Linked DNA regions of Homo sapiens: region 1 is linked to region 2. Evidence: chromatin loops called from intact Hi-C (ENCODE). Cell type or tissue: Caco-2. All regions are shown on one strand. Each heading gives the region's core, and the rest is flanking DNA. Links, peaks and the distances in the headings are about the cores only. Region 1 holds the start of LOC102724903 (a long non-coding RNA gene). Region 2 overlaps HECW1 (HECT, C2 and WW domain containing E3 ubiquitin protein ligase 1).

What was found. Peaks named below come from ENCODE experiments on the same cell type or tissue, not always from the same donor. Only the 100,000 strongest peaks of a DNase experiment are listed, where the experiment ranks them.
Region 1: it touches region 2 in a loop (2.1-fold over the local background); 5 of 110 quality-filtered maps call a loop at or near these places.

The regions. Positions count from the first base shown.
Region 1 is chr7:43,296,549-43,306,773 of GRCh38, reverse strand. The region is part of intron 3 of HECW1 (HECT, C2 and WW domain containing E3 ubiquitin protein ligase 1); the gene reads right to left. LOC102724903 (a long non-coding RNA gene) reads left to right here and starts at 6,463. Exons shown (of 3, transcript XR_428133.5): 1 at 6,463-6,840; 2 at 7,876-7,966; 3 at 9,170-9,431. RefSeq lists an enhancer at 2,048-2,548. In Caco-2, for the core only: no CTCF peak of the experiment used is centred there; a DNase peak (open chromatin) is centred at 4,463.
Region 2 is chr7:43,435,552-43,445,776 of GRCh38, reverse strand. HECW1 (HECT, C2 and WW domain containing E3 ubiquitin protein ligase 1) reads right to left here. Exons shown (of 30, transcript NM_015052.5): 9 at 7,632-7,774; 10 at 3,148-3,248; 11 at 207-1,559. Among named protein-coding and RNA genes, the nearest start is that of LUARIS, 82 kb to the left of the region's middle. In Caco-2, for the core only: CTCF peaks have their summits at 5,582 and 5,781 (motif pointing right); a DNase peak (open chromatin) is centred at 5,796; H3K27me3 peaks cover 122 bases.

The sequences.
Region 1 (10,225 bases), core at 1,209-9,208, 140 kb after region 2:
GACAAAAGATTCTGCTCTGTCAGTTTTTATCTAACTAAGTCATTAATAGCATTTCTGTCTTGGAATATAAAGCCGTGAGTGAGTGCCATCTCAGAAATGAAAAGAAAGCAGACAAAGGCATGTCTATAATAGAGAAAATGACTCTTAAAAATGGCCTCTACACCAAGGAATCAAAAATTGTAAGCGAAATACACAGCCCTTGAAGGAAGCTTCATTAAAGTATATAAGATGAGGTTATAGAAACTGGCATTACTTAGTTGGAAGAAAGAACGTAATACTTTTTTAGTCCATGAGCAGATTTTACTTTGATCAAGAAGATGCCTGCAGCTTTTGCTATCCTACACTCGGCTTTGTTACGCCACCAGGTGGGTAATGGGATTTAAAAAAAAAAAAAATCAAAGCTTATCTTTTTCTACAAAGGATTTGAGAAAATTTACAAACCAAGAAATGTATAATAAAATAGGAAAATACAAAACAGACAGAAATCAGGAAGTAGCAATATGAAGGAAGACAAAAATAGTTCTGAGCATTTGCTCTATGCAGCGGACTGTTGTACATCTCATTAAAACATTATCAAGGCCAGACATGGTGGCTTATGCCTGTAATCCCAGCACTTTGGGAGGCTGAGGTGGGTGGATTACCTGAAGTCAGTAGTTCAAGACCAGCTTGGGCAACATGGCGAAACCTCGTCTCTACTACAAATACACAAAATTAGGCTGGGCAGGGTGGCTCACACCTGTAATGCTGGCACTTTGGGAGGCTGAGGTGGGCGGATCATCTGAGGTTGGGAGTTCGAGACCAGCTTGACCAACATGGAGAAACCCCGTCTCTACTAAAAATACAAAATTAGCCAGGCGTGGTGGCACATGCCTGTAATCCCAGCTACTTGGGAGGCTGAGGCAGGAGAATCACTTGAACCCAGGAGGCAGAGGTTGCAGTGAGCCGAGATCGTGCCATTGAACTCCAGCCTGGGCAACAAGAGCGAAACTCCGTCTCAAAAAAAAAAAATTAGCTGGGCGTGGTGACGGGCGCCTGTAATCGCAGCTGCTGAAGCTGTGGCAGGGAGAATCGCTTGAACCCGGGAGGTGGAGGTTGCAGTGAGCCGAGATCATGCACTGTACTCTGTGACAGAATGAGACTCTGTCCCCCCCAAACAACAAACAACAACAACAACAACAACAACAACAAAACACTATCCAGTTTCACTATTCTCAGGTTGCTAGAAAACCCAGCTCAGAATGTTAATAAAAATTCTGAGGTCATCCATCGTGTGGCAGGAAATGGGGATTTGAGCCTGTTTATGGGCGATTATAAGAGGGCACTTTTATCATTCTTAAGCATTCTCTCCAAATTATAAAACAGATGGACAGAATTGCAGTAATTGAGATTCAGATACTTCTCTGAGCTTCTCGGCAGCCAAGAAGATAAAAGGAAAGCTTAGTTCTTATGATCAGAATACAGGGACTTTTTTCTTCCTCCAAGTTCTTAACGAAATGTTTCATCTTAGACTTTCTGTAGGAAACACAATGAAATGTGGTGAGTAAGATCTTAAGAGACTTTTAATCACGATTATAGTGGCAGATTCCTGGTACAAGGCTTTGACAAAAGCCAAGGTCATCGCAGGAAGAGAGTTCATTAGGGACTGAGCGACTGTGCTGTGTTGCCTTCCGACCACATTCCAAAGTCTACCTGGCTCAGTCACTTCTAGGGGAAGCTTTACCCCAAAGCTTCCACTCTGAACTCAGTGACTGTTCTCAGTCCCGCAGCTTCCTCTCTGGCCTCAATGGAGATTTCGATCAGAGCCTGAATGAGATGTTCTGTCTAAAACTGCCTTACCTGTCAACTTATTTTTTGTCAGTCCCCTCTACTTAGAAGGCAGGCACCAAGACAGCAGCCCAGCCTAGCTCCTTTAGGTCTGCATTTCCAGCAAAAGTAGTGCCTGGCAAGAACATAGATGATGCTCAGTAAATACTTTGTTGAGGCTGGGTGCTATGGCTCACGCCTGTAATCCCAACACTTTGGGAGGCCAAGGCGGGCATATCACCTGAGGCCAGGAGTTTGAGACCAGCCTGGCTAACATGGTGAAACCCCGTCTCTACTAAAAATACAAAAAAATTAGCCATGTGTGGTGACACGTGTCTGTAATCCCAGCTATCCCAGGAGGCTGAATCAGGAGAATCGCTTGAACCAGGGAGGTGGAGGCTGCAGTGAGCTAAGATTGCGCCACTGCACTCCAGCCTGGGTGACAGAGTGAGACTCCATATCGATAAATAAATAAATAAATAAATAAATAAATAAATAAATAAATAAATAACTGTGTTGAATGAATGAATGCACTTGTGGGTAACGTGTGGGCTGGGGTGCACCTGGACATGGGGCTCTGCTCCTTGAGCTCAGGAATTCTTGTAAGCACTAGGCTTGGTGCCCAGAATTGCTCGAATTGAGTTCCTGGTTCCTGGACTGCACTGGGATGGGTCAGGTGTCCGGATGCAGGACCAGCAGAAGCACCGGGAATCCCTGAGGCAGTACAGGAGAAGTGGGGATGGCCTGGGTTGGAGGGTTTGGAGACAGGCCAGGGCAGCTTTATCCAGAGCTCTACTTGCTGCTGGGCCCTGCTGGTCCTAACAGTCTAAAAGCAGAAACCTCCTACCCAACCCAATGGCAGGCACAAGAGATCACAAAAATCACTGCAGCCCACGCATTTCCTCTGAGTCACGACTGTTAAGGGAAACAATTCGTTAGGCTAAAAAGAAGGGCTCCACCTCTCTGGGAATTGCCTTCATCACCTGTCAAATAAGAAGAAAGTGTTGGGATGAGATTAAATACTGCCCCTGGGTCCTCCTCTCCCTCTCACATCCTGAGATTTGAGTCCTGCTTACCCATTTGTACCTCTGCTTGGGAACTGCTGTGTATGAGGGATGTTGTGGGACAGGGGCGGGTGTAGGGGCTCTCAGGTGTAAGGGAGGAGAGTGGGAGGTGGCTGCTAAACCACCATCTCTGTCTAACTCTTCAGCTCCCAGACACCTGTTCCTGAAACCTGTGCCTCAATTTGTGCTTTCAGCCTCAAAGCCATGTGCTAAAAAAGCTTTCTTTTGTGCTGGCCATTGTGTGGAAGAATATCACAGAATTACATAAACTAAATTGTGTGGGCTTCTTTTCTTTGAAAAAGAAATAAAATCCCACTCATTGCTGGCTGAAAGGGAACATTAGGGGGAGAAAATTTTAATAAGCAAATCAAGCCAAGCCAGATAATATCCACACAGGAAGTCATGATTTAAAATACAAGGAACTTGTTAAAATGCCAGTCAGACACATTATTTTAGGAACACATAATGCCTTATCGCTCATAAAAAAAAATCCACCAATAAGTGTAAGGTTGAACATCCCCTCCCACTTTTGACTCTGCAGCCCTTTGATGGCAGGTGTTGGGGGGCGGGGGGTGGGGTGGTCTTTGCTCCTTGTCGCTCGCACACCATTCTCACTCACACGTAAGAGAAACCAGCTGGAGGCCAGGCTCCAGGAGGGGCATGATTGGACCATTCACTGCTTTGCTCAAGTCTAGGACTGCTTGGTGCAGCTCTGGGTTATTTGGGAGGTTTATGTTTGGAGGCGTTCAGCAGCGAAGTTGCTGAAATCTGGGTGGTTTGTATGGGCAGAGGAATGGGCAGGGGGCTGTGGGTGTGGGAGAGGGAGGAAGGTGGCAGCCAGGAGGGCCTCGTCAGGTTAGCTGGGGCAAATTCCTGTTCATAATATTTAGCACCTCCTCTGGTTTACACAGAAAGGAAAGGTGAGAACTGGTATTCCTGTGTGTGTGTGTGCGCGCATGTGTGTGTGCACGTGTGTGGGTGTGTGTGGTGTGTGTGTAAGACACAGAGACAGAATGAATGGGAACTTACAGATGTGAGAAAGAGACCCATTTTTCCCTTCTCAATGTTAGGAAATACTGTTTCTTCCTCAGGAAGGCACTAGCCTGATTGAAAGTGGAAAAGTTTCCTCTTTACCTACTGATACCTGCAGAGGAAAAGGATATGTGTTCACCTCCCAGAACCACAGTGCGGCTCCAGGGGCCCAAGGCGCCCAGCTCCAGGAGCCCTGCGGACCATACAGGAGAGAAAGGGAGGTGGAGCTGCTGTGAGCCAGCCACATCATCCTCCCGGGGCGGCCCCGTACCGGGCATTTGTGAGGAGCCCCCATGATGACCTCAGCCTCACTCCATCCTGAGCCCAGCAGGGCTTGTGCTGTGCTGAGTGGGGTCACTGTGCCTCTTCCCGTAACCAGGGCACCACCACCTGCTTGGCTACAGTCCAGTCTCCAAAAGCCAACCCACAATACTGTGAATCACACAGGAACCCACAGTGACAGTCATGGGAGGGTTCTGGGCCAGCCCCTCCTCTTATTCACCGGGAAGCTGAAGCCTGAGAAGGGCAGCTGCCTGCCCTGACCACGCAGCAGGGGAGCAGCAGGGCCCCAAGTGGACCTTGAGACTCCCTGCGGCCAGTTAGCTGCCTCATCCATGGCCTGAGCTGCCTGGCTTGGGAGGGAGCCTCAGGCTTGTTGAGAAGCCTGAGGAGCCTCAGGCTGTTGTAAGCCAGTGTGTTTCCCTCCTCCATTCATGGTCGTGTCCTCATTTGCCTGCTATTAGGTGATGGGGCCAGACAGGGATTACAGTTCTAAGAAATACACTTAGGAGGGTTTCAGATGCAGTGCTGAGTTTGTATCCTCATTGAAATTAATACTCAAAAGCATGTTATCATTTGTCATGGAGGATCAAGGTGCTGTAAAGATGCTCTCTTTTAAATTCTTATATCCCCTGGGTGGTTTGACCCAGCATCTTTGGGTTTATTTTTAAGTAAATCCTGTCTTTGGTTTTATTCTCCTGCTTCTTTTTTTTTTTTTTTTGACAGAGTTTCCACTCTTGTTGCCTAGGCTGGAAGGAAATGGTGCGATCCCAGCTCACTGTAACCTCTGCCTCCCGGGTTCAAGAGATTCTCCTGCTTCAGCCTCCCGAGTAGCTGGGATTACAGGTGCGTGCCACCGTACCTGGCTAATTGTTTTGTATTTTTAGTAGAGAAGGGGTTTCACCATGTTGGCCAGGCTGGTCTTGAACTCCTGACCTCAAGTGATCCACCTTGACCTCCCAAAGAGCTGGAATTACAGGCGTGAGCCACTGCATCTGGCTTCTTCTTCCTTCCTTTAGCCCAGTCAATCAGGAAATGTGGATGGAGTCTTTAGTGTGTACCAGGCCTTGTGCTAAATGCTGAGTATGGATACAGAGAGGACTTAAACAGTGCTCATAGCCTCGGAGAGTTTGGTGCAGGAGGCAGACATTTAAGCAGTCAACTATGACACAATGGTGAGGGCAATAATGGGGTGGTGGGCATGGTCCCCCCTAGAAGGGAGAGAGATGCTGGGACCACCTTCCCAGATGGGAGGACATGGAAGCTGGACCTGGAAGGAAGGGGCAAGAGCTGAGGGAAATCCAATCTAAGCAGAAGGAACTTCTCGTGGAAAAGCGTATCTTTACTAGAAGCATGCTGAGCTTCCAGATTCAGCAGAGCTCCTCTTAGCTGTCTGCCAGACAGTGTTGGGGGCAGCTGGAAGTGTGTGAAAGGGGTCTCCCATGGCACACCAAGAAATAAGACCTTCTCCATTGGAGAGTGGGGGGCCACGGAGGTTTTGTTCACCTTAGAAACTTCACACTGCAGCAATGAGGGGGAGAGCAAGGTGGACAGAGCTGCTGTGTCTTGGGGAGCCCAAGTATAGCTCTCCTGAATGCCAAGGTCTACATGCAGGGAGAAGCTTTACCAATCAAGTGGTCCCTCAAGTCTAAACAAGTGGCACCGTGGCAGAAGTTACTGACAAAGTAGCAGGGGCGGCTCCTGGGCGGGTGCAGGGACAGTGTGCAGCTCTCACATCAGTGTGGGAGGTCATCGTACCTGCTTTTCCAGATCACCCATCAAGCCAGAAGAAGGCCCCATGTTGGACTGCAGCTCTGATAAGTGTGCCAGTCATTGGGATTATGAACCATAATGCCCATCATCAGTACACAGTGGGGTTGAACCAGCAGCAGCAGCACTTTCCTTTTGTGATCAAAGTGCCCCGGATGAACACGGCCATATCTGATATAAATTCAGTGTTGATGTCTCAGAGCATTTATGAGAGCAACTTAGAGCCATGATGAAGAGTGAAGCAGGCATGGCCGTTAGCAATATAAAGTCATCTCTCTCTCCTACATTTCATACCTATATTGGCAATATAAAGGAATCTCTCGCTCCTTCCACCCTTCTTCCACCCTCTTCTATCCCTCTTCCACCCTTGAAAGGAGACAAAGCCAGTTCATATTCCAGATGGGGCCACAGGTAGCACGTTCCTTCCCAGGTTCCTTCCCTGTCATCACTCTGCCCACTCTTGTGCTCTTTCTAGCTCTAACTGTCACTCAGTTCCAATTCTGGCTGCCACACGCCTTAGCCACACCAGGCTGCACCATCTCAGCAGCAGGCTGTGATAGGAGGACTGGCAGAGGTGGTTTACCTCAAGAGATTCCTATTGGAAGAGGAAGGAAATAAGGAAGAACTGGCAATATATGTATAGAATAGGCCTATCTGTAGTGATTTAGGATAGAATGGGGGAATTGAAAGGATAAGGAGGAGAATTAACCCACCAGCACCTCCGTCAAGCTCTCAACATTGATAGAAGAAAGAAATCACAACGAGGCAAAGACAAAGCCTTGCTTTTTAAGTGAGCCACAGCAGAATGGACACCTGTCTAACAGAGTAAGAGCTCCATGGGGAAAAGTCCAACAGCATCAAGATATCCCTGTGATCAAAACCAGCAAATCAGGTGACCTAGATGAGTGGCATATTGCTTTATTAGCAATTATTCAGGGGAATGGTAAAAGAAAGGAACAATTCTATTTTGAAAACAAAAAAATGGGATTTGATACTCAGCTCTGACAGCAAAGGAGAAATGATCACTAAGACTCTGTGATGTGGGCTGGGAGTGTGGAGGAATCACCTCAGTCCAAAGTTTCACTGGGTTCTAGAAGAACATTAAAAGGAAGGGGACACTTAGCTACTATGATTTCTTAAACGTCTCAGGCGACACTTACTGCTGAAATTCTTTAACATATTTAACAGAAAGTCTCTTCTGACATTTTCCACACAGCTAATCTTTCTGATTTTTCAGAGCTAAAAGGAAGGGACAACAATTGAGGCAGTTTGGAAACTTTTTTTTTTAAGTCTTTTTCTCAATTATGCAGGACTAAACTTGGAACCTTTGAACTCACGGACAAAAGCTATAGTCTGCTGTGGGATTTTGGACAGTATTTTCAATTTTACAGATGAGGGAAAAGGCACGGTTTTCGTGCAGTCCATCTCTATTGCTTAGATGCCCGTGACCATCTCCTAAGCTTGTCTCTGATACACCAAAGATGCACCAAATATACACCAAAGATACCGGGAAGGTACCAGCCCCACGGCCTCTCCCACCGATTCCGGCCTCGTGGAATCTTTGCTCAACAGTGTAGTATAGGTTCACATTAAATTCCATGAGATAAACAGTTGAATTGGTACTACCTCCTTGACTCTCTGTAGCAATTATCAGATGGCAAACCGATGATTATCATCTCACTAAGACATTTTTCACTTGTAAGCTGATGCTTAGACATCTCTGGCCTCGAGGATACGGTAATAGATTCAAGGGCACTCACTGCCATTTCCACTGGTTACAAGACAAGCCATCTATGTCCAGACTAATAGAAACTCAGAAGTCTCAATGATCTGGATATTTTAGAATTTCCTTTTCATTTGAGGCTTGAATTAATTATTCAGATAACATCTCTAATTTTCCATTTTTTACCTTGTATGCGGAAAACAGCAGAGATTAAAGTGCGGTCTCGCTCCAGAGAATAAGAGCTGTGAAAGGAGCCTCGAGATGTGGGGGCGGCAGACAGAGCCTGCACCTCGTGGTAAGTGGTGGCAACGGAGACCAGCTCATTGCAGCGAGGCCCCTGACTTGCCATTCACACTGCTTCTCAGGCTTTCTACAAAGCTCCAAGAGACTAAGTATTAAAAGGAAAGTGAGACAATGAAAGTAATTTGGGTTTTTCCAAGAGGAAACATCAGTGCTGAGGAAGCTAGAGCCACAGGTACATGCTACTGAGTCTTAATGCCTCACACACTGCAAGACTAGGGCTTTGCTCTTTGCAAAGGACAGGTCTCATTGCCATCGGTTATCAGAGATAAACTCATCATGTCAGTGCCTCAATTATGATCCCCAGTCGGAGGCTGGCATATGACTACTGCTTTATTAATACTACTTGGAGGCAGTTAGAAGCACATGTCAGGGGGACTGTAAACTGCTAAGGGTGCATTTCCCAGCAGGGCTTCATTTATTTATTCAGTCAACAAATGCACATGCCAAACCCTGGAAAATGAACTGAAATAGAAATCATGGCCTCTGCCCTGGAGATTTAGGACTTATTCGCGTGAAAATTTAATAACTCCAAATATTCTATGGAGTTTTCCATACCTAATTGCCAAAATGAGGTTGTTAGAAGAAAGCACCACTGCAGGGAGAGAGTGGGGTGAATATTCCAGACAGGGCGAATGGTGCACTCTATTCCAACTAGAATATAAAGGTACCAGGGCACATACTCTAAGTCCTATCCAATCTAAATTGTTTTTTTTCCTATTTTTCCCCAGAAACAGGGTCTCACCCTGTCACCCTGGCTGGAGTTCAGTGGTGCCACTAAAGCTCACTGCAACCTCGAATTCCTGGCTCAAGCTATCCTTCTGCCTCAGCTTTTTGAGTAGTTGGGACCACCGTCATGTACTATCATGTCTGGCTAATTTAAAAAAATGTTTTTCTAGAGACAGGTCTCTCTATGCTGCCCAGATTGGTCTTCAACTCCTGGCCTCCAGTAATCCTCCTGCTTTGGCCTCTCAAAGTGCTGGGAGTATAGGCGTGAGCCACCATGCCTGACCCAATTTAGTTTTTTTTTAGAAAAATCACTATGTTGTTTTCTAGTGACTCCACTGTATATATGTTTAAATTGCCATCTTATAAACACACTGGAGAAGAATCCTTAGAGCCAAACCCAATGCAGCTGTATTTTTCAGTCTTAGAGTGTCCATCAAAATCTGGGCAGTAATTTTCATCTCGATTACAGGAGCAGCGGAGGCATGATGGATCCTTGCTGTGACTGGTGCCTGGACATCCCTGCCAACCACCTTGGAGAATGGCACCTTCTGAGTGTGCCTGAACCACTCTTCTCCTTGGCTACCACTCTGAGTACTATCCCTAGAGACTACTGGCCACACACATCCACAGTCTCAATGTCCACAGAAGACATTGTTTTGCAGCATGCAAAAACAATCTGAAAGATGATAAAAAGCAATTTTCATAATTAATAAATTTCTACCTGCTGATTAGGAAGTGTTAGAAATAAATAAACAAACAAACAAGTGTAATTGTGACATTTTGGCAAGGGTTCCAACTTAAGGACTGAAATGTGCCCTTGCTCTGACTGTATCTAATTCAGTTCAATTGAACAAACATCCATTGAATATCTATTGTTTGTAAAGCTCTGGGCTAGCTGTTGTTCAGCATATGATCTCTGTTCTCAGGTCAAAACAAATGAGGCAGAAAAAGCTGAATGCATGAGATGAAAACAAAATTAAAAATAAAACAGCCTTCTTCCTGGAGATTCTAATTCAATAGGCTGGATGGGGCCCAGGCAGCTATATTTTACCAAGCATCAGCTCAGCCTGGTTCTGACCAGCAGGCAAGCACTCAGAAGGAGGCCATCACTGTCTCTAATTGGTGGTTGTCACAAAAAGCTGCAAAGGGGAGGTATAGTCACCTTGAGATATTTCAACAACAACTGCATGTTAAGTGCCTTGAAGGCACAGGTCAGACTTGGGCAAGTGGAGGACACAGAAGGGGGATGTTTCCAGCAAGGAGCAGAGCTGTGGAGGCCGCAAAGTGCACCCTGAACGGCTGGCCCTCTTGAGAGATGTCAAGAAGAACGTTGTTGGAACAGTTCATTTCTAAATGAACTCATCAGCCTTACTTTTTTCCATTAGTTCGCATTTGGCCTCATTTCTCAATCCAGAATGATGCAAAGGAGCCATAAACCTGAATTAAGACAAACAAAAGTGACATGGATAAATTTTCCTTGGACATCAGAGCACCAGGGTTGAGAGAGGAGAGAGGAGGGCTCATG
Region 2 (10,225 bases), core at 1,135-9,134:
TGAGACATTGTGGGGTGTCAGCTACTCACAGTCATCTATGCTCATACACAGATACACATGCACACATGTATATACAAGACAGGCATACATTGCCCCAGCAACCCCGTTTGACACCGATCCCCCGCCCTTCTTGTTTTTAAACTGTTGGTGACACCTTTGTCCCCCTGATGGTCCTATTCTCACTCTGATCAGGTTTGAGGTCTAACCTTCTCTCCGATTGCTTGGACCTGCCACGGGGGATTCCAGACCTTCCGGGCTTCTTTCCACGTGCCCGCTAGGGGCGGCCAGCTCGTCTTGCCACGGCCCAGCGCCGTTCGTGGACTCCGGGTCCAGCTCAGGGCTCTGCATGGAGTCGGGTACCGACTCGAACGCGCTGTTCTCCTCCTCCTCGTCGTCTTGCGAGGAGAAGACCGTGCTCTCGGAGATCTTGGCGCTGTCCACGGAGGAGAAGCGCGTGTGGCTGGCGAACCTGTTGCCGTTGTAGCAGGAGGGGCTGTAGCACGAGGCGCTGTAGCACGAGCTGCTGTAGCAGGACGTGCTGTAGCACGAGGAGCTGTAGCACGAGGGGCTGCAGCAGGACGCGTCACAGCCCTCGCAACTGTGGTCCCCGCCTTGCCTGGGGCTGGAGTCGCTCTCGCTCCCGGTGCTGGGGTGCGTGTCGCCATCCTGGGCCGCGCCATTGGCCAGGCTGGGGAAGTGGCCCCCGGAGTGGCCAGGGTGCGCCGTGCCTGGAGTAGCCCCCTCGGGCTCTTCTCTGTCCTCTTCCAGGGCAGACGGGTCAGCGGCCACCGTGTCCACCTCGCTGAGCCCATCCTTCTCCGAGGAGTCCTTGAGGGTGGACTCCTCCTCCGCGCCGTCCTCCTCCTCTGCCGCGCTGCCGCCCTGGGCGGAGGGCATGCTGTGCAGCAGGGTGTGGATGCGGATGTAGTGTGTCCGCGGGGTCTCGGGGTCCCCGCAGGCTGACGCGATCACCGTCTCCAGCTCGGACACAGGCAAGGAGCAGGGCCTGCTTTTTCTCTTCACCGAGGCCCGCAGCTGCAGCCTGCCCTCTCCCTGCTCCAGGGTAGACACATCTCCCTCCTCCTCCTGCTCCTTCTCCTCTTCTTCCCTTCCAGCCCGGCTCTGGGTCGTTGCTTCCTCCTCCAAGGGCTCCTCCTTGGTGCTGGCTGGGGCTTCACCGTCTTCCAGCAGCAGTGCTGATGCCTCCTCACCCAGGTCCAGCTGCTCGGCCAGCTCTTCTGCACTGGGGGCAGGCTGGATGTCCTTTTGCACCTGGGCCAGGAGCTCCCCAGCCCCTTCAGGTCCCACAGAGACCATGCCCTGGTCTCCTGCCTCCGTGATGACTGCTGCTTCCTCAGCTGGTCTGGAAAGCTCTATGCTTTGGTTCCCTGGACCATCGGGGACACTGCCCTCACCCAGCTGCTCTGGCTTCCAGCTCTCAGAGGACTCTGGTGCCTCAGACCGAGGTTCCCCACTGCCGCTTTCCATCAGGTTGTTCATGGGGCTGTCCTGAATTTGGGCTGACTCAGGCTCGGTACTCAGGGAAATCTCCTCATCATCTGCTGGTAAGAAGAAAAATATGTCATTTCTCCCAGAAGAGAGCATTGTGGTGTTAGGATACCCTGTGGGACATGTAAGCCATCACTAAGGGATTTCTACATTAGGATATTGAATGTAGGTTGATGAGGGTTTCTCACTGGCCAGAGCTCTAGTGAAAAATTCTGTAAGAATGAGTTCTTGCTATGTTAACAACAACTTGCAGTCATGGATATATTTCCGAAATACGATTCAAAAAGGGAATTCATCTTTTGGTTAAAATGCCCAAAGCCTAGCACTAACCCAGTTCTGGGCACATAGTAGGTGCTCAACAGTGTTTGCCACATGGAATGACTTCCAGGGATGAGGGTAGTAGTGGTGTTATTTATAGCTCCTTGATGATTATATTTAGTTAATTGCATTTGCTCAGAATGTTTCCTATGCTTAGGTCCTGCAGGGTGGCATAAGGGGTAAGCAGGATTCTCAGGCAACCAGATTCTTCAAAGGCTGGATGAAGAATAGGAACAATCACAGTCATTCAATATCTCAGGCTGGAAGGTTCCCAACATTTAGAGTTTATTCCAATTTAAAAAAAACAAGGTCTTCACCTCAAGCAGCCATTCACGAGGTAGCATCCAGCCAGTGTTTAACTCTACCTTCCTGCAGCTGTTCTACTGGATTCCTGCCAGATGTGAAATTCCCCATTTCAAATGCATTAGTGCAAGTCACTAAAGAAAATCAGTCCCTCTGGTGAGCTGTAAAGCTGTCCTTATGGCTACACCAAAGGAAGAGTCAGTTGTATTCTCAGAATATAGAAATAGACTGAATTTGAAAAGACAAAATAGTCAAGGTGTTTTCTTACAATCTAAGTTGTATATTGGCACAGGAAAGTAGACCTGGAGTTTAATGAGTGGGTAGTGAAAAACTCCAGGCTCTAAGTTCTCAAGAGCTTCATTAGACTTAACAGCAACTTGTAAATGGTCCAGGAGGTCCTAACAGTTCTCAGTATGATCTATATTGAGATGTATGGGGGCTGCAGAAGAAGAGCAAAAATAAAATTATGAGGCATCTTATCATTCGTATTTTGAAATCTGTTTTAGCATTAAATGGAACACTGGATGATTCTGGAGTTTTCTGTCCTATTTATACTTTTCTTGTTTTTCTGTGATATTATAAAAATTCATTGTACAATTATAGTTCTTCAACATGACATTCTTCAGCAACTGGCTAGTCTATATCTAGTTACTAGGTAGAAAGATGTTTCACGTTCATTCATTCATTCATGTATGTGATGATTAAACACCTATGTGGGTGCTGGGGGTAGGATGATAAATAAGACAGAACTCCCTATCCATGTTGGCCTCATTGTTAACCTTCAGTCCACTGTCTACTCTGTACCTTTGGGTCACTAGAATGAAGAGGAGCTTCTCTATCAGGGGGACAGCAACCTGGCTTCCAGAATAGATCACTGGCTTCTGGACCTCAAATGGAGAAGATAACCACAAAACCTAGGATACATCTGGAGAGAACCATAGTTATTGTATTTTAGAAAAAGGAACCACACTTATGACACTAGCCTAGGACAAGACATGAAGTTCATGCTGAAAATACCTGGGTGGATGGAGGAAGTGATCTCAAATCGGAATTGCAGCTGTCCACTCACATGATCTGTTGGAAGCCTGCGGCCAAGTGTGTAGCTGACCACCCTATCCCTAGAAGGAAATAAGCACCATCACAGTTCTGGTCAATACCTCTCTTCCTAATGACCATGCAGTGTGCTTTCTATACCAGTGGGTGAGGCAGGCAAGCCCAGGGAAGTCCTGATGTGCTCAACAGCAATACAAAACTGTAAGGAAGTCCTTATCGAATACAGATGCCCCTTGAACTACCATGGATTATGACCCAATAAACTCATCAAAAGTTGAAAATACTGGCAATTCAAAAATGCATTTAATACATTTAGCCTGCCAAACATCATAGCTTAGCCTAGACTACCTTAAAAGTGCTTGGAACACTTACATTAGCCTACAAGTATGCAAAATCATGTAACACAAAAACAAAACTATTTTATAATAAAGTATTGGATATCTCATGTAATTTATTGAATACAGTCTACTGTAGAGTACAGTATCACTTGTTTACCCTGTGATCACATGGCTGACTGGGAGCTATGGCTTGCTGCTGCTGCCAGCTTCACGAAAGTATCGTGTTGTGTATCGCTAGCCAAGGAAAAGATCAAAATTCAAAATTCAAAATTCGATGTATGGTTTCTGCTGAATTCATTGTAAAGCAAAAAATGGTTAAGTTGAACGGACTGTCTGTATTCTAAAGCAGGGGTAGGGTAGGCAAATTACAGCCTGTGGGCTAAATGTGGCCCACCACCTGTTTTTGTGTGGTTGTGAGCTTTTTACATTTTAAATTGTTGGAAAAAGAAATAAAAGAAGAGTAACATTTTGTAGCATGTGAAAATTATATGAAATTCAAATTTCAGTGTCCATAAATAAAGTTTTATTGGAGCACGGCCATGCTTGTTAGCTTACGTATTATCTGTGGCAACTTTCATGCTATATTGGTAGAGTTGAGTAATTTAGACAGGGACTGTGGGCCTTGCAAAGCCTAAAATATTTACTACCTGGCCCTGTACAAAAAAGTTTGCCAACCTGTGTTCTAAAACAGAGAGAGAGAGAGAATAAAAAAAGACACGGATGTCCTTGGCCTGCTTTTCCTGTGCAGATTGCCATTTTCCAAATATGTCCTCAACGATGGACAGTGCCAGCAGATGCATATCTTGTGGTATATATGTAATGTCTAAGAAAGGATGCTGTCATGGTTACTGGAGAGTCTGTGGGCGCTACAGAATGGCACCTGCTCCAGGATGGAGCAGAGCAAGACTCGTGGGCTGAATTCTTTGGCTTGTGAGTTCCACTTAACACCAATTGCAGGGCTCCACATGTAGGGACCCCAAGTCTCCACCCTGGATTTTCATGCCATCCCCTCCACCCCCTCAAAGCAATTTCTTAATTATAAAAAGAAAACTTTCTAGAGGCAATCAACCTGAAACTTTGCTATTATATTTTCATTAACAATGCAGCTTCAGCAGAGTAAATTGCCCCTTACCTGGGCCTAAATAGGAAGAGTGACCACCTTTGGATATTCAGGAGTTAACAAACCCAGGGTACCCAGTAATAACAAACACATAGCCCCAAACCAGTTGTTACTCAGATGACTCTGTATTTATTCCATTTATTAGTTTGTGACATGAAAATAAAAAGATAAATCACTGGCTGATAGTGTTTTAATGTTTCTTTCTAGAAAACACTGGCATTATGAGACAACCTATATCCCAACAAGCCCCGACTTAAAAATTGTTCTTTGATAAGCCATGATTTAGTGTTTGGAGTTCCTCAGAAGTCCATTAAGTAAAGCATTATGTGCAGAAAAAAATAGGATGAGCTTCAGTATTTTGTCTGTTTAGAAAGAGCCTTTGGTCAATATTATGAAGTAGGTCTATTATGACCATAACAAAGACATCCCGAACCCAAAACTTAATTGAAATCAGGGGAGGCCTAAAGACAATCAGACAGTGGCACAAAAATTACATTTATTATGCTTTGCATTTACTTTCAGGGCTTTTCTTTTTTTTGCTTTTCACCCACTTAACAAATATTTTTTGAGCCCCTGCCATGTGAAAGGTGCTGCAGTTGATACAAAGCATGTCATACATCGCCCCTGCCTTTAAATAGCTTATGTCCAGCTGGGGGCATAAGGTAGGACCACTAAATAATGGTTCAAGACAGCCAGTGACACTTCAATGCGAAGGTGAGATGGTTAGAGTTACAGGCAGACAGCCAACAGAAGCCTGGGATTTTACAGGCCAAGGAATCGAAGGAGGATTGGAAATGAGAGTGCATGTGTGCCCAGGGGGGAAAGGTGCAAATATCTCAGGGCAGGGAGGCAGCCAGTACAGGTGGAGCCAAACGTTTCAGAAACCACGGATGCAGGGGGCTTTATGGGGAGAGCATGTGCTGAGGGCAGAGGGAAGCTGCGGTGCAAAGTGGATTCACTTTTGTTGTGGGTGCACTCTGGGGTTCTGCCATGGCTCAGGCTGCATGGCCACTGCTTCCATGGCCATCACCCCAACACTCTGCTCCTAACCACGGTGGGACACCTCCGGAGGAGGCAGCACTGCAGAAGTGGCCCCCAGGGGCTGTGGAAGCAGAAGGCTTTGGAGGAGGAGCTGCTCTGCGCCGCCACCAGGGGGCAGTCTATCATCCCATCAAAGAGGGTGGGAGGAAAAACGCCTCCATGGCTTGCTGTTGTTGCCTCTTGGAGAGGTGTAAGCTCAATCACACTCGATCTGTGCTCTCCATTTCCCTGGGTGGCAAGAACACTGGGAAAATCATAGCTAACCTTCTTTTGGTCGGGGACACCCTTTTCCACCTCAGGTACTTGCTTTCAGCTGGGGATGTGCCTTTCCACAGTGGGAGGCTTGGAGGGCGGGACAGTGCTAAGAAGATAGGAGCCGGCAGCTTGGACTTAGGAGAGAACTCAGCATGGGAGGGCAGAGGGGCTCTGCGGCTGCAGCGAGCTGGAGAGAGAAGTTCTGTTCCTTACGTACGAACTGGTATCTATCTAATGCATGCTGGGCGGCAGTGCACTGGGTGCTGGGGTAGAAAGAATCCCACACAGCCCCTGTTTTTGTTCTCCAGCCCACCCCCTGGCAGAGGTGCTAACAGCTGTGAGAGCAGCCAGTAGGGCAGAGAAGGAGAGAAATGAAAAGCATGGCCCACAATAAACTACAGAATCAGTCCTAGGAACCCTGAGAGAAGCCTGTTGTGTGGGGATGGCCCTCGGACTTTGGAGAGACACAGGTGTGAGTCTGAATTCCGGCCGGATCTCTGCCACCCACAAGCCTTGGGTTTACATAATTATTGATCCTTTTGAAGCCTTGTTTCCTCGTGCAGGAATGGTGATAATGCTGTCACAGAAGCATTATGAGGACTAAATGAAATAAAAAAGATCACAAGGAATACCATTTTCTTTTGTGTTCCTACTACGTGCCAGTGGCCGTGCTAGGTTCTTTATGTACACTTTTTGTCTGTTTAATCCTCACAACCATGAATGGCAAGTGCAAACACTGCATGTGACACGTGACTGCAGCTCCATAAACTCAGCTCCCTTTGGCTGGAGAGTTAGTGGCAGGTCTCTGTGCACCCTGCTGCCTACACACCATAAGGTTCCAATTAATAATAAATGTCTTTATGATAATTATCCGTGATTCCAAAGTCCTTCTGATAATCCAAAGAACTTTAAATTAAGACACTTGGAAATTCTGCATATTTTTTTCTCATTCTTTTGCTATCTTTGTAAGGGTTACATTGTATATAAGTATATGTTTATCAATAGAAAGCTTTATTTAGTGTTTTCAAATGTAGTCCCTGTTACCTAAAGAAATACATATTATACATAGGGCTGTTATCTGGTCATAGTCCACTTTAATGAGAACCATGAGTGGACATGAATGTAAAAGAGACAAAACAGAAACCCATTCTCATATACAATTGAATTCTGTGAGCATCTTAATTGCTGTCATTCCATGAGAATCATGCTTTCAAATTCTTATCCATGTTATCTAGCATCTGCAGATACTAGTGTCTTCTAAGTAAGAAACTCTACAGTAGTTACCCAGTATTCCATCTTGTTATGGAAATGTCACATATGATTAAATCTTACATACCAGACTGGCATATGAATGAAATAATATTCTTCATAGTAAAACAAACTTTAGTTTCTACCTGTACAGAAAAATGCCCCATTGAGGGCTTCTTTTAATACTGTTTAATATTTTTAATAGGATTTTTTACTCTCTTGGGTAAGTAACCAGTGTTACACATCAAGTGAAAAGGGATGGGTTTGTTTAATATAACAAACACTTATGTTGGCTCAGGCAACATAATTAGTAGGAAAAACAAAGGAAATATAATGATACCATTTTGACTCTCTGTGAGACTATACTATTGCAGCCTACAGGCCACCTTTGGGCACGACCTGTTGGTGGGAACCTAGTGATAGTAAGATCTCAGTCACAGGTTTACCCTATGGCGTGTCTCTCCAGGAGTCTTTGAACGGGCATCGACAGCTTTCCCAAGAAGCGCTTGATGATGGGGCGGCTCTTGGCAAACTTGTCCTTCACCTCAATTTCCAGCACGTCAGTGGGCAAGGACACAAAACTGAATTGCTGCAATGAAAGAATATGTCACATCAATTAACTGAGAGGTTGGAGGGCTGGTCAATTCCCAGTCCATCTGCCTTGATGCTGTCACTGTAAAACATCCTAGCTATAATATACCTATATATAAAGGGTCTCAGAAATGTTGTGAACCTGTTTATTCAGTAAATGAGGGGCAGCGACAAGATGCTTCTGCAGGGCTTAAAAATAGGCTTATTCTTTGAGATTCAAGCAGTAAAATCAGCATGCTTTAAAGAGAAAGAATGCCACCAAAGCCTCATCATACTTGATTGAAGGTATTATCATACTTTAAGAAAGAACAAGCACAAACTCACCTGTAATTAAGAAAATGTACTTTAAATAAACAATGCAATATGGTTTTTCATGATTATGATGGAAGAGATTTCTAGAAGTTTGGTAATACCCTGGATCCTTGAGAGGGGGAAGAGACAAGAATTCTCACACTGTTTTGGTGGGAATGCAAATTGATTTGACCTTTGGGAAAGGAACTGGCAATATTTACTGGCATTTAAACTGCAAATTCCTTCAACCTAGAATTATATTTTTAGAGATTTTCCTTCTGGATTAATTTGCGCAAATGTGCAAAAGATACATTTAACAGGGATGTTTATTGGAGCATTACTAACAATAGTAAAAGACTGGAGAAAAACCCAAAACTGTTTACAAAGAGGAAACTGGTTAAGTGAAGGCTGATAAATCTTTGAAACTGAGAACTCTGCCTTCGTTAAAAAGAAAGGGGTGAATCAACATACACAGACATGAAAAGACACCCGAGAAACTAGGTGAAAAAGCAAAGCACAGAAGAATACGAAGAGTAGGATTTCATTTGTACTTTGAACTGCAGAGAAAATGTCTAGAGGGGGATGCTCCAAACTGAAGTCCAGGAAGTGGGCTGGTAGGGGAGGGAGAAAGCAGGTCTTTTATATTTTACTTCATTTGATTCTAAAGTATTCATTTGTTAGCCGGTTATGGTGGCGGGCATCTGTAATCCCACCTGCTCTGGGAGACTGAGGCAGGAGAATTGCTTGAACCTGGGAGGTGGAGGTTGCAGTGAGCTGAGATTGCACTACTGGACTCCAGCCTGGGTGACAGAGTGAGACTCCATCTCAAAACAATATACACAAAAATTTTAAAAAGTACTTGTTTGTTAAATAGTGTATGGTGTGACTTTTAAAATAAAACAATACCAATTAAAGGAAGACCGTGACCATCAGAAGTTGGCTTGGTCAACATGAATGTCAGGCCTCAGAGCCCAAGCTAAGCCATCATATCCCCTGTGATCTGCACGTATACATCCAGATGGCCTGAAGTAACTGAAAAATCACAAAAGAAGTGAAAATGGCCTGTTCCTGCCTTAACTGATGACATTACCTTGTGAAATTCCTTCTCCTGGCTCAGAAGCTCCCCCACTGAGCACCTTGTGACCCCCACCCCTGCCTGCCAGAGAACAACCTCCTTTGACTATAATTTTCCACTGTCTACCCAAATCCTGTAAAACAGCCCCACCCATATCTCCCTTCGCTGACTCCCTTTTCGGACTCAGCCTGCCTGCGCCCAGGTGATTAAAAAGCTTTATTGCTCAGACAAAGCCTGTTTGGTGGTCTCTTCACATGAACACACGTGAAAATTAAAAGTGTAAAAAGGAGACTCGGGAAGGTAAATGTTGGCATTGCCCAGCCCAAACTACCTGGGAAGAGGAAGTCTTAATTAACATTGAATGTTACAGTCCCCTTAATCAAGGGCTGTGAAACACCTGAAATAAATACATATTTTTCTTTTATTCTGATGAATCCTAACAGCAATCCTTTTTTTTTTTTTTTTTTTTTTGAGACAAAGTCTAGTTCTCTTGCCCAGGCTGGAGTGCAGTGGCACAATCTTGGCTCACTGCAAGCTCTGCCTCCCAGGTTCACGCCATTCTCCTGCCTCAACCTCCCGAGTAGCTGGGACTATAGGCATCTGCCACCACGTCCAGCTAATTTTTTGTATTTTTAGTACAGACAGCGTTTCACTGTGTTAGCCAGGATGGTCTCCATCTCCTGACCTCGTGATCCGCCTGCCTCGGCCTCCCAAAGTGCTGGGATTACAGGCGTGAGCCACCACGCCCGGCCTAGCAATCTTTTAACTTTAGTTGATTTCTATTTACAGAGATTAAATATGTTGGGCATGCTAATGTGAGTATCTTCTTTGTGGCAGTCAGGATGAGCTAGGGCATGCTGCACTAACAGCCAACTTCCAAGTCTCAGGGGCTTCAAGTTGTATTTCTTGCTCACATTCTCACTGTGGGCTGATGGAGCAGCCACCCTCTCAAGCATTGCCAGTTACAGTGACAGAGGCAAAAAGAGCTCCCCCTGTAAATAAGTGTTCACTTCCAAACATAGCTCCTCAGAACTAGACACAGGCCCCAGCCACCCTCAGGGAGCAGGAAGTATAATCCTATAA